Linked DNA regions of Homo sapiens: region 1 is linked to region 2. The links are chromatin contacts, found by Hi-C or POLR2A ChIA-PET in ENCODE. All regions are on one chromosome and are shown on one strand. Each heading gives the region's core, a stretch centred on a gene start or an enhancer-like site at or near the end of the contact. The rest is flanking DNA. Distances are from core to core; before and after follow the strand shown. Region 1 has its middle 31 kb from the start of DMBT1. Region 2 overlaps HTRA1 (HtrA serine peptidase 1).

Region 1 (7,029 bases), core at 1,705-4,204, 35 kb before region 2:
ATTCTAGATTAGAGCACTACGCAATGTGGACCCATGATCTCAGGAGGGTTAGGGTTTGCATGCCGCATTTCCTTTTCCATGTCATTTTTAAGAAGTCTTCCATCCACCACTTGCATTCAACCTTTTCATGTGCAACTGACATCGTCAGCAGCAAGCACAGGTCCCATGTTCCAGAAGACCCCCTCCTCAGGAGCTGTGTGACACTAGCTTATCAAGCTGGCTTCCTCTGTATGAAAATGAGCATGAGAAATCGTACCTGCCTCCTGTCACCCCATGCAGGAATATTATCTAGCGAGCCCATCTTTACACTGCAGTTAATCATTGACAGTATTTCTCACAACTTAGACAATGCCAGTAATGTATAGCATAAAAATAATCTACAGAAAGGTTAGTTTCTATGACCCCATTATGTTATAAAACATCCAAATTACTGGCATTTAGATTATCAAGCAATTGGTTTGTTGGGAAGTGCCTTATCCCAAGAGTTGCTTTATTATTATGGATAACTCTGATTACCAAAAGTTTTCTAGGCAAAGTCCACCATCTTCCATTTTTCAAACATCAGGCTCATTAGAGCCACACACTCTCAACTTACGGTATGCCAAGTATTGCATAAGGTCTGATATGAAGTGTTGAACAGGTACGATAATACATTTTAATTTACTGAAATTGATATATGCTGGAGATGCCATAAAATTTCTACCATTATTATACCTGATAATTGTTAACAGAGGGCAATTATGCAATACTGTATTCGGACTTTTCCGTAGTATATAGAAACTTACAAGGAAAATTAATCACAAGAATCAGGTGGTACAACATGGGTATACTAAGCCCCTCCAAACTTCATGTTAATTAAGTTTTTAAGATTGCTAAGATTATTAATATTTTGAAAACCTTTTGTCCAATAAAGGGAAAATTACCCTGTTCTCAAATCCGAGGTGACATCAGAATCTAGGGGTCTGGAATAGGCATAAGGATCCTAATATATGCTCAGGTCATTCTAATTCAGGTGATTTTGGGGAACTGCACATTAAAGGGATGTAACTGACCTATTTCAGTACAGGGCAATCTCTCCCCTGGCAAGAAGCCCATCAGAAATGCCCTGGGGCTCACCTACACCCTGGTGCAGGGAAGTGATTGAAATCGTTCCAGCCCTTGCTCTCCACTATCCTTTTCAGACCTAAGAGCTAACGTGTTATGATAAATGCCACCTTAACCTTGGAGAATGTGGCTAATTTGTTTGCTTAGCAGTTCAAAGGCCGGGATAAGAGGTTATAACTCACAGAGGTAGGCATGATTAGAGTTCACCAAGCCCCTCCTCATCCCAGAAACTCCCAGCCCCTTGGCACCTACAGTATTCATCTTATACCTTCCTCCCCCCTCTTGCCAACCTCCCCTTTCCTTCATCTCTCCTGGGCTCTGGCTGCCTCCCCTTTTCCTTGTCGTTCATCATTTGGAGTTAAACTTTTAAAAATGTTTGTCATCATGGCGATTCATTTAAAAAATCAAGAGTTCCCTACTTCTAGTTCATTTATAAAAAACTTACTATATTTATTTGTGTTTTGTTTTATATGACCATATGTTTTCTCTGTAGTCACTAGCTAATTCCTACTCATCTTTTTTGTGCAAGGTTTTGAGCTTGGACCTCTAGCCATGTAAAATCTGAGACACTTGTTTTCTGGAGGACAGAGGTATGCTTTACTCATGCCTGCATTGCCTCCCGACACAGGCAGTGTGCTCAGAAATACAGCAAGTGTCCAAAATATTTCTACTGAACTGAATTAAGTACGTCTACGCAGCCAGAACTCACCTCCTGGCTGGGAGATGGATGCAGATGCAGAGAAAGGAGATCACAACACAGACTATGAGTTTCCTGCAGCTGCTATAACAAGTGACCCCAAACTGAGTAGCGGAAAGCAACACAAATGTATCATCTTACAGTTCTGGAGGGTAGAAGTCCAAAATGTGTCTTACGGGCTGAAGTCAAGGTGTCACAGGACTGTGCTCCCCTAGAGGCTCTAGGGGAACACCCATCTCCTTGCCTTTTCCAGTTTCTAGAGGCCACCCACATTCCTAGGCTCGTGACTCCTTCCTCCATCTTCAAAGCCCATCATTCCAACCTCTGCTTTGGTCATCCCATCCCCTCTTCTTCCTTCCGATCCTCCTGACATCGTCTTATAAGGACCCATGTGATTTACACTGTGCCCACCAGAAAATCCAGAATGATCTCCCTGTCTCAAGATTCTTAATTCAATGATGCCTGCAAAGTTCTTTTGCCATATAAGGTCATATATTCACAGGTTCCAGGAATTAGGAGACAGACATCTGTGGGGAGGGGCAATATTCAGCCAAACTTGCAGGCAAGCACAAATCTAGGAATCCAGAAAACAGGGTTGGGGCAGGGAGAGCCCCCAGGCAGGATGGCAGGGGTTGGCTTTCTGGAGGGAAAGGTCTCCAGCTGAGCCATGAAGGACAGATCAAATTGGGGGATAAGAGCGTAAGTTTTGGAGTCAGGCAAAGCTGAAGCCTTGATTTCCTTATTTGTATATTAGTATAGTGTCCATTTCATAGGGTTATTTTGAGGATTCAATCAGATAATGTATGTAAAGGGCCTGGCATGTGCTGAGCATGCCGTGTGACTAAAATCTAGGACACGAAACAGCAGACAGAGGATTTCGGAAACATCAGAGATGACAACCAGCTTAACTGCTCATTTCAGACTATTGCCCTCAAGGCTAAAAGGACACAGCAAAAGAGAAATTGTGGGGGGGAAAAATGTAGTGTCCTAAGAGTGACCATGAAAACAAACTTCGTGCCATTCTCCTTCCCAGAAGTTGTGAGCTCCACATCCAGAGGTCCCAGTCTCCTGCCAACCGTACGTGGCTATTTCCGTTTAGAATCAAAGATGCTTGGGGTGTAGTCCAGCCAAAGGAAATGCTTATGACCACGATCAGGAAACCGTTTCCACAACAACCCAGTGCCAAGCGGCAGCCCAGCAGCGGTCATCTTGGGCCACGCCTGGGGAGCTGGCTATTGTCCTCCCCCTACCGTGACAGAGCACTCCTCCTCAGGTTTCCTCAGACATTGTTTTCTTTTAGAACGTTGGGTTGGGTTCATGAGAAAAAGAAGCCTGACAGGGACTGTTTGTTATAATCCCAGTGGTGGCTGGTCGACTGGACTGTGACTCCTGGTGACCACCTCCTAAATGTGCAAAGCCAATGAGTTTGGGGTTTGATGCTGCTGAATGTTTATGTTACCCCCAAAGTTCATGTGTTGAAACCTAGTCCCCAAGGTGATGGTTTGGAGGTGAGGCTTTGGGAAGGCTATTAGGTCATGAGGGCAGAGCCTCATAAAAAGGATTAACTGCCTAATGAAAAGGACCCCAAAGACAGCCCTCGCCCACAGGAGGACACAGCAACAAGACAACAATCTGTGAACCTGGAAGAGGACCCCCACCAGACACTATATCTGCCAGTGCCTTGCTTTTGGTCATACTGGGCTGCTGGGGGTGGGGCAGGAAGGGGAGTGGACCTCCTTCTTAGGTGACATGATTTTTCCAGCAATTAGATGAAACTGATGGAAGCAGGCCCAGATATCAGCATATTTCCTGAAGCCTTGAGTTGGACAGTTCTCCTGGTTGCATAAACTTCAAGATCAGTTACAAGCACAGGTGTTTCCCACTGAGAGCTGATTTCCTTGTCTCTGGACCAGATGAAGTGGTGGAATGGGGTCCCTAATAAAGTCCAGATTGACCCTTTTGTACAGGGCAATGACTTGGCCCTACTTGAACTTCTGGTTCAGTTTCCCCTGTGGCTTCTATGTTGTATTTATGTCAGCACTGTGTCCTGCTGCCTTCCAAGTCAATAGAGATGGCTTAGGATAAAAACACATTACAAAAATGGACATTTAAAGGCACAAGAATAGAAGCTATGCCTGGGGGCAGGGAGTAGAAGGGGCACAAGGGGGCAGACCTGGCTCTGGAGGGGGTCAGAAGATCACTTCAGCAATAGAGTTGGTGTGACTCCATGTTTGCATGAACCAAGACTCTTGTGGTTGCAAGAAACAGAAACTTAACAGGAACCCCCAAGCAGAAAGGGTGTTTTTAATGCATATCTAGGGTGTCTCATGGTCCCCAAGGGCTAGGGTGCAGTCAGCCCTTGGGAGTGGATGGGAACTAGGGGCCTGGGCTCCTTCATCATCTCCCAGTCCCTCATCTCTGCTCCCTCAGCACTCTGGAACTCCCGTCTTGCTCACACTTTCTTCCCCTTCTCTCTTACTAGTTTCCTCTGCAAGGAAACCTCAGGCTACCAGCAGCTCTCCAACTTGTATCTGCTCCTTTTAAGAAACCAACAAATTTGAACCAAGAATCTCTTAGTTCCAACCTAAGAAAATCAGTGCTTGACACTGCATTTAAATGGCAATTTATGTAAGATTGAGAGCCACTAATTGTCTACATCAAGAAATGGGGCCCCAGAGGGAGATTAGGGGCCTTGGGAAGGAGAAGAGGAGGTTTTAACCCCTTCTCAGAGCTGCCATTATCCTGGTCCAATCAACTGTGCCAGGAGGCAGAGCCACTTTGCAGAAATGGTTGCCTGGGTGTTCACTGCACTTTCCTTGTGAACTGAGTAAGGGAGAGCTCCAAGAACGATTGTGGATGAGGGAAAGAGAACTATGCAGAAAAACTAACAGGTACTCAATACCAAGCTGTCTATACTTAGGCAAAAAGCTTCCACCGAGGATGGGTACCTCAGACTTATTTCTGACATAATACTGCGGGCCCAAGCATTTCAGCAGGAATTCAACCCCAGCAGGAATTTATCATCTAGTACTGGAAACAGGAACACATTCAGAGGATGAACATAATGGTGAGGGCATGGGAGCCCACAGTCTAGGAAGGCTGCATTCCTTTATTATTTTATGTTTCGTTTGATTTTGTTTCTTGTGGCTGTTGGTTTTCTATAGTTTCAGTGGCTAGAAATCGTTTTTAAATGGTGGCTGTTTCACCTAGAAAATTAAAGACAGGAGTTGAGATGGGCATAACTGTGGCCTTTCAGTATGCAACAGGCTTGCTGCCAAAGTGGGATTCAGTGTTCTGGTTGGCCCCATAGCCACAGCTGGGCCACAGAAACAGAACTTAACAGGACACAGATTTTTCAACCCAATGTAAGACTGAGTTGCCTTTGGGTACAGGGAGTCTCCCTTCCTAGGTATGTGCGTTCAGAGGCAGACGCCTACAGTAGCACTTTGAGGGATGCCAGGTCCCATTCCTGGAGGTGTTACTCAGGATGGGCATCTCACAGTGGCAACTTGCTGGGGGAACTGGGTCAGAGGACTCCCCAAATTCCCTCCAGTCTTAGCATGGAGCCACCAGTGCCAGCCCTATTCTGAGGGTCACAGCCCTCCTTGATGGGTGCAGCCTGAGAGGCTCCCATTACCAGACACTGGGGAAGACATGGGGGCACAGGTGTTCTGCAACAGCAGTCATCCTGGGGGCCAAAATCCCCTCTCTGTGGGAAGACCTGAGAAGGTTCTGGGGCTAATCACCTTGGCCAATCACCTGTGCCTCTCACATAGCCCCAACATATGGGAAAGGTGTAAGGATCCCCAATACAGATAAACACACTGAACCCCAGCACCATAAAGTCTTATCATCCAGGAAATAGGAAACATGGGTTGTGGCATACACATGTGATAGAATACTATGCAGAAGTCGAATGGAGCGAACTATAAATATGTATGTATGTATACACACGCACATACACATACATATACATATATCTCTCAACAGGATAGACCTCACACAGTAAAGCTGAATGAAAAACAAAGTTGTAGAATAACACACACAATATCATTTATGAAATTCTTAAAACCTACATAAGACAATGTGTATTGCCAATGGATATATATGTAATATATAAACGTACGAAAAAAACAACACACTAAAGTAATAGCAGTGGTTGCCACTAGGGTGAGGAGGCAGGAAGAATGGGATTGGGTGGGGGTGATCAAAGAGAGTTTCTTTTTTACTTATAAAAAAGCAAATATAACGAAGTGCAAATTGTTAAATCTGGTTAGATGGAGCATGAGTGTTTGCTATGTTGAGAGGCAGAAACAAACTGAGGCCCCAAGAGATTAAATCATTTCTCCAGCATTGGCTGGGATGCTGCTTAACACACACTTTCCAGGCTGTGCACGAAACAGCAGTGGATATTGACCCCAGGCTGCCCAGAGGCCACCTCCATTTCACTCTGGACTTCGACCATCATGCTTGACCACCCCTCCTCCACACAGGCCTGCCATCTCTCCCCCATTCATCGCCTGGAACCCCAGCACCTTCAACTTTTAATAACAGGGAAGGCTCAAGATGTTGAGGGAAGGTGAACCGCTTGCTCCACATCCCTGTAAGAAGTGACTCACATCAGAGCCCAGCTGGTGGTAGGGGGAGGCCTGGGGGCTGGGTGGTGGATGGGAACAGAGGAAGGCAGAGGTGGCTGTAAATTAACACTCTTGCCACCCTGGAGAAGACTGACTTATCACCACCAGTTCCCAGCATTTCTTCCTGGGAGGAAGAGGGCCCAGCACGAGACGGAAACAAGATTTGATCTTTGGCATCAGGGGTTCTCATGCCTGAGTGCCTCAAGTCACCCTGGGCCACTGAGGCAGGAATTCCTCTGTGCCCTGGATGGGTCTGGGTAGGTCAGGAATCCATGGTGGAGGGGGACCCCAAACCAGGTGGGTCCCTATGAACAGACAAGGAATGGTTTAAACCAGATCACAGCCCAGTGCCAATAGGGGAGATTAAGCCCTGGTCATCAAAACGGGGAGAAATGCTTAGCAAGCAAAGAAACCATGAGTAGGGAAGATGAACACAGCGGGAGAGGACAGAAGCCACCCAAATTAGGGAACAAAAAGGTGCTCCTAGCCCTAAGTGATGCTCCCCTGCCCCTTAGGGCCTAAAGTAGCCTCACATTTCAAATTGCATGAGGCTGTAAATGTCTGTGGTTCCCTGTGGACGTCTCTCCACAG
Region 2 (7,046 bases), core at 2,913-5,412:
AACACATGGATAATGGATGACCCCAAGGACACTGCCGCTTCTGTGTCGGGTGCATTAGGTACCTGGATCAGGGTGGGAGTGGCTTGACCCTGCCCAGTAGCCCACAGAACAACCACGGTATCATCAGCCTGATCCCTGCACCACCAAGATGTTAAGCGGTGCCCAAGCTGGAACCTAGAACTGCCCTGTGCCTACATCCTTTCCAGGGATAGAGGGTAGCAATGACCCCTGCATAGAGACAGGGAAGGGAAGGTCAGATGGGGCTGGAGTTCTCAGGGGACCAGGGACTGGGGAGGCAGCAGGAGGAATCCAGCCTGAGCTAAAGCCCCAAGTTCCCTGAGCATGCTCCATTAGCTCATAGGGCTTTATTCACAAAAATACAAATTCAAAGATAAAATTAAAACAGCGAGCTCAGGGCACAGGGCCTGTGAGTACACGGGTCACATGCTCATGCAGCTGGCTGTTCCAGCTTCTCCAGACAGGGAGGTGGTGGACCAGGAATTCTCCAGATGCTGGCTTGGCCAGTAATCTTTCACAGAGGACTGTGAAAAGCAATGGCCCATTGATATTTCAGCTTCCATTCAGGGTTCTGAACAGCTTCAGAACCCTTCCGTTCAGGGTTCCATTCAGCTTCCGTTCAGGGTTCAGAACGGACAAGGCTGGGAGGTGGTGGACCAAGAGTGAGAAGCTTGGGATTTAGATTAGAGAAGGTGAAGGTTATCAGTGATCACAAAGTCAAGGGTGGTCGCAGTGAGCAGAAGAGCCAGGGCAGGAAGGATCTGCCAGATGGGCACTGAGATCACCGACATATACAGACTGAGAAGAACGGTGTGACCAAGTTGCCATCATGTTTCTCCAACTGACATGTGATTACTACTGTCTAGGGAGGGGAGTAGAGAAGGTAGAATGGACAGGAGGGCAGCAGGGTAGAAGGGGTTCAGGTGGGAGAGATCAGATAAATGGGGAGATGAAGGGAGAAAAAAGGAAAAAGAGAAGGAGAAGGAGAACAGAGGACAGTGTGCAAAAACAGAGAAAGAGAGAGCACACAAATGAAAAAAATGAAAAGACTTTCCTCCTCGGTGTTTATGAACACCATCAAAATATTTAGTCTCCTTTACACTATATCAGATGTTTGCCATTTCCAATATTCCCTTACTCTTCAGTGTTTAAACCACAAAATGTCAACAGTGCCACATGGGGGCCCGACAGCTAATGACTGTATATATTCGGGGCATCCAGAGGAGGAATAATATTGTCTTGGTCAAGTCTAACTTGCGTCTCCTCCATACATCAGCGCCTTTGATGCATCCCCTTTCATCCACCAACTTCAGAGTGGCTGATGCTGCTACAACAGCATGTGGCCATGGCAGATGCTCCAGAAATATTTACAAAATCAATGAATAAGTAAATAAATGAAAGAATGAACCAGCCAGGTCTTAAAACATCCATTGGGATATTAAAATTAGGTAATAACTGGGGTTAGCCAAGGCCTGGCATTTGGGTCTGGGTAACTGACTGGGTAACGGATGCAGCCTGCTTTTCAGCTGTCTATAGGCTATAAAGCTCAGGGCTCAGGGAGGCAAAGGGAACAGCTTGTATCTCCCGGCTGTCATGGTGGACAGGGGCTCAGTCCTACTCTATTTGGTGGGCCCAGCGAACAGCACACAGCAGCCTTTCAGCATCTGCTGAACTGCCCTGAAGGCACTCTGGCTCCTCATTACCCATAACCACATAGAGCTTCTTTGAGCCCCAAATGCAGGGAAGTTGCCCAGGATGTAGCATTCTTTTCAGATTTATTTTAAAATGTTTAAAACATGTATAACCTCTTCTATATAAGAATAATTTGATATGGTCAATGAACAAAGGGCCTTTTATAATAAGTTAATTAAATATATATTTATGACATAAAATGGGAACACAGGGAAGGCCAGTGGTTTCTGTGAGCTGCCTGGTAGATAAAGCAAAGAAGGAAATACCATGAGTCACATGTTCCCATTATCAGATTCTGGTGCTTTGTTTAACCAAAGGAACTGTTAATTCGCATGTTTATTAGGATAATTAGTCCTCAATTCACCAGAAGGTCTTATTTCTCTCTTGCCACAGAAAGAGATCTGGATGGCTTTAGGAAACCAGCTACGGAACTGCATCAATGCTGCTATGATTGAGAGGTGATCGTATCATTGTGAATCTTTGTGCTTTCAGACTCTTGGGAGACTGACTACTTAAGACACTGGAGCTTTCCAGAGTATGAGTAGGAACCCCAAAGAACCAGAACCAACAAGAAATGAGACAACACACAGAGAAACTAGCTAACCAGAAACTTGTTCTGGAGGGTTCTAATAAACTCACGAGGAAATGACAGTTTGCAATTAGTCCAAGATCCAGGATCTGCAGGCTGAGCAGAAGTGGGAAATTAAGCAACTCCACCTGCAACTCTTGTCACCCAACTTGTTTCCTTGGCTGGCTCTCACTGTCCTTTCCATCTCAGCTTAGATGTCACCCCCTCAGATAAGATTCCCTGCCTACACTATCTGCTGTCTTTGCAGCCTGATACCTTCTACCCCTTCACTTGTTTGCTTCGTGCACTGTACTTATCGCCATATTTACTTTACATCACCCATTTCCCACACTAGATCTTAAGCCCCATGGCTTTGCCCACTATTGCTGCATCCTCAGCACCTAAGAAGTATTTGGCCAAGACAGATGTTCAACACACATTTATAAAATCAGGGAATTAACAAGGAATCACTAAAAGAATGAACAAACTAGACCTCGAAAGATCCATTAGGATCTCAAAATTGGATAATTGCCAAATAGCTTGGAATTCTGACAAAGTCCTTTCTACCAATGTCACAGAGAAATAGACAAAAATAAGGCCTCCCTCTGCTATTGTGACAAGATCAAAGCTTCATCTCTGCAAAAAAAAAAAAAAAAAAAAAAAAAAAAAAAGAACCCACAATCTCTGGCAAACGAAAGGGCAAACAAAATCAGCTTCTCTTCCTGCTCGCCGCGGCCACCTAGTGCTTCACCTCGCTTGGTTCTTATAAGCATTCCTGCCTCCAGCCACTTTCAGCTCCTCGAGGACAAGGTGTTAATTGCCTGCCACTGGGGCTGGGAATTTTTTTCCTGTAAAGGGCCAGGAAGCAAATATTTTTGGCTTCACGGGCCACGTGGTCTTCATCACAACTATTTAACTCTGCTGGTGTAGACTGAATGCAGCCATACACTCTACCTAAATAAGTGAGCATGACCATGTCCCAATAAAACTTTATTTACAACAACAGAGGGCCAGCTTTGGACTACTGGCTGTAGTTGGCCAACCCTGGACTCTGATACTCTGTCACACACTTGATAAACTGTCAAATGGAAGCAATTTGTATTCCCCCCTCAATGAAGAGGACAGGAGACATTCCTAAACAAATCCAGTCCCAACAACTTGGGAACTGCTTTGTCAGACCCATAAATAATAGTCTTAATCCAATTCCCTGAAAAGAGAGTGCCAGAGTGAAAAAAGGCATTACCATATTAAGAGAAAAATATAGCCAAAGAATTTCCTTGACAATCAACTAAGTTCTTGAATCCGGGCCAGAGAACACACAGGGGATCCAGTTCTGAGAGTTTGGGGAACTGAAACGTTTCCCAAGCCAGAAGGAGCTGCAATCAAGAGCTTAGGAGCCACGTCCCCACCCGCCTCTGGACAAAGCCTGGCACAAAATAAAAGCCAGCTTCTACTTCACTGTCTGGCTTCACATTCCCTCATGAAATATTGATTCCCGTCCCCCTAAAAATGGTAAAAATCAATACAGTAATAGAAGCCTCATAACGTCAACACCGTCTGTGGCATCATTAGCAAATGCAATGGTAGCCCTCAGAGTTCTCGGAGAAAAAGAAGAGACCACAAAATGCCCAGTACAGAAGGCGTTGGGGGAAAGAATCCAAAATGGAAAAACACAGAAACAAGAGGGGAGCTGGGGCAGTGCGATGTGCATTCCAGGCTCCCAGGCGCTTCCTTCATGAGGATGAGTGACAGATGACTCCAGAAGAGGGCAGCGGGTGAGCCCAGGCCCTGTGTTCTCTGATTCGCTTTTGGACGAGCTCAGGCCACTGAGTCAGCGCATCTGACCATCCGGTTGCCTGAGGAGAACCGGCGTGAGTCATGGCAAGCACCACCCCAGTCCACTCCCCGCCACTGCCATGTCCCGGGGGGCTGCCTGAACCCCCTCACTCAGCTGACTCAGGGAAGATTCACCATGCGCAGGGCCAAGTTCTGGTGGCCTGGAGAAGAGTGGCCTGCTCAGCAGCTCCCGGGACATGTAAAAGGCCCCAGGCCCCTCACCCGCAGTGACCCCCGTCTGAACTTGATGAGGATCAGGGGTGTCGGCCTTCCTTCTCACTGCACCAGCCAGCTCAGCAGTAAGAGGACCCTCTGCAAACACAGCGGCCCCAGCGCCCAGAGGGCTCCCTCTGTGGCCACTTCAAACAGGTCTGTGGGTGCCATCTGGCCCAAAGGTGGCCGTGGGGTTGGGGGGGTGGCGCAGGCCTACAGGGGAGGGAGGAAAACCACCTCACAAGCCTCAACAAGGCCGTTTCCAAATATTTACCTGGTTGTTGGCGTCAGGGAAAAGCACCCACGGGAAAGCTCACTGTTTCACCAGCGCTTTCCGTTACCAAAGACCATAGACCTGCTGTAGCCCTGACAGGACCACGTGTCCATCAAACTCCAAGCAGGCAAAGCCGGGAGGCAGGGGCATCTGCAGCCAGCCTTCTGCAGGGTCATTTCCTCATTGAATATAGGAGGGAAGCTCGATGCAGGAGCCCCGGGTGCCTTCCCCTCAATTCCATCCATGTGGCGGGTGCCCTTGCTTCCTCCGGGGCAGACAGCTGTGAACGTCCTACTCTGAACAAGGTTGCCAAGCACCTCCTACCTGAGGACCGACAGCCGGATGTGCCCCCAACCCCGCAGTCCAGCTGCAGAGATGAACTTCATTTGACAAATGAGTGAGGCGACTCTAAATTGTGATAAATAGACGAGGAGGGAAAAACCAAGAGTGGAATGCAGTTGTCCCTGGGGTGATGTGTCCCCAAAGTGAGGCAGTGGAGTTGAGGGGACTGGGGCATGGGGCGCTACCTCACACAGCGGGGTGGGGAGAGATGTCTAAGGCAGAATTTAATCAGAGGCCTGAAGGACAGGAAGGTTGGCTGCATGAGGAGCTGGAGAGGGGCGCTCCTGGGAGGGGAACAGCCAAGGCCCCAGGGGACAGCCCTGGCCTGTGGGAAGCAACCAAGGAAGGGGTGTCTGAGCAGAGCAGGTGGGGGTGGAGAAAGGAGGGGAGGAGGGGAAGGGGAGGAGGGGCAGAGAGAGTGAGGGGTGCCCAATCAGGTGGGGCCCTCAAGGTCCTGGTAAGGAGTTCAGATCTCTCTCAGAACAGCAGGAAATCTGCAAAGGCTGTATATAAGATGGGAAGGACATGATTCCAAAGATGCTTTTCTCCAAGTTTCTTAATCAGCACAGCTGGACAAATAGCTGTAGCTAAAGTAACTTTCCCTCCTACCTTCTTCAATACATCCCATTACCTCTGCCTTGTACTCCAGCCTGAAGAAACCAAACTGCTCTCTTTTTACTTTTCTCTCTCCCTGTCCCCACCCCTGCCCCAAACTGCTCAGGAAAAAAAAACCCCGCAGGGACAAAATGCCACCATTGGATGAAAGCTTGACATATGCTGCGCACAGCCAGTGGCTCATGTTAAACGCATTTGGAAAGAGTTTGTAACTGAAGCTGAACTAGTCTGCCCTCAAAGCTGCTTTCTATTAACATGTTTACACGCACACTGTCCCGACTTTCTGCAGCTGGGATTCCCTCCCCAGGCAGGCTGGCCCCAGTCGTGGGTCCCAAGGAGAGGGGAATTTCAGATTTGGGCAGAAGCACAGAAAGGGATGCCTGGCCGGGGCTGCAGGTGGACACCTTCTCACCTCCTGCTTGGAGGGAGACAGCAGGGCAGGCAAGAGGGGGCTGGTCCGTGATTGTCTCCCAAAAGCTCTTCCGGGTCCCAAGACTCAGCAGGCAAAGTGAGCGCACATGTGTCTGCTCAGCAGTGAGAAGCAGAAAAGGAGTCATTTGGTCACAAGCCCAGAAACATCTCTGGCAACTTCAAGCCACTGGAGATGTGAGGGGAGCTCCAAGAATGGGAGGAAAAGCAGATATTAAACTGGACTCACAAAGTGCAAGAACTCAGGCAGTGCTGGGGGCTCAACAGCAGGGGCTACAGCAGCTTCACCATGTTAGTCTCTGTGGGTGGCATCCAGCTTCACTTTGCGATTCCAAGGGGAGCCTCTGCTTGCCCTAACTGGGTCCTGTGTCCACTCCTTGGCCACAGAGGGTAGGACACCATGACTGATGGTCCCACCTACGCTGTCCGATGATGGACATGTGAAATGCCGGCTGTTGCTGCCAGAAAAGGGGGTAGGTGAGTGGCAAGTGGACAATGACCACAGATGTCCGTGGCAATTCTTATTTCACTGAAAGTCTCAAGAATATCACGTTTACAGCCACGCGCAATGGCTCACACCTGTAATCCCAGCACTTTGGGAGGCTGAGGCAGGTGGATCACCTGAGGTCAGGAGTTTGAGACCAGCCTGGCCAACATGGCAAAACCCGGTCTCTACTAAAAATACAAAAAGTAGCCAGGCATGGTGGTGCACGCCTGTAGTCCCAGCCACTCAGGAGGCTGAGGCAGGAGAATCACTTGAGTCCTGGAGGTGGAGGTTGCAGTGAGCGGAGATGGCGCCACTGCACTCCAGCCTGGGCAACAGTAAAACTCTGTCTCAAAACATAAAAATAAAATGAAATAAACATGTTTATGAAGGACAACGGGGGCCCCTCCAAGTGAAATCAGGATGCCAGGGGAGGAGCTGGGCCCAGATGATAAGCCACCGAGTTAGTCACTGGGCCCACGGACGCGGCAGGCAGTCTCACCAGCTTCACTGGGTTACTCTTAAATGGCTTTGCAGGAGGCTGGGCCACAGTCTCATATGACAAGGAGCCGTGT

Evidence for each region. Hi-C counts contacts between places; a loop is a spot of excess contacts on that map. ChIA-PET counts read pairs that join two places held with the same protein, here RNA polymerase II (POLR2A). Pooled maps may share reads with other maps.
Region 1: a map of endothelial cell of umbilical vein shows a loop between it and region 2 (5-fold over the local background). The contact joins two enhancer-like sites. A Hi-C loop is called at or near these places in 1 of 168 maps with a recorded cell type or tissue (endothelial cell of umbilical vein) and 5 of 50 pooled maps. POLR2A ChIA-PET finds 5 or more read pairs at or near these places in 3 of 52 experiments (Caco-2, H1 and endothelial cell of umbilical vein).

What each region holds. Positions count from the first base shown.
Region 1 is chr10:122,526,307-122,533,335 of GRCh38, reverse strand. No RefSeq gene overlaps it. Among named protein-coding and RNA genes, the nearest start is that of DMBT1, 31 kb to the left of the region's middle. Within about 2 kb of position 2,954, at least 3 of the 41 ENCODE cell types and tissues checked have a DNase peak (open chromatin) inside an H3K27ac peak, as active enhancers do; they include endothelial cell of umbilical vein, where a contact is called at or near this core.
Region 2 is chr10:122,492,132-122,499,177 of GRCh38, reverse strand. The region is part of intron 3 of HTRA1 (HtrA serine peptidase 1); the gene reads right to left. Among named protein-coding and RNA genes, the nearest start is that of HTRA1, 34 kb to the right of the region's middle. RefSeq lists an enhancer at 3,522-4,721. Within about 2 kb of position 4,162, at least 13 of the 41 ENCODE cell types and tissues checked have a DNase peak (open chromatin) inside an H3K27ac peak, as active enhancers do; they include endothelial cell of umbilical vein, where a contact is called at or near this core.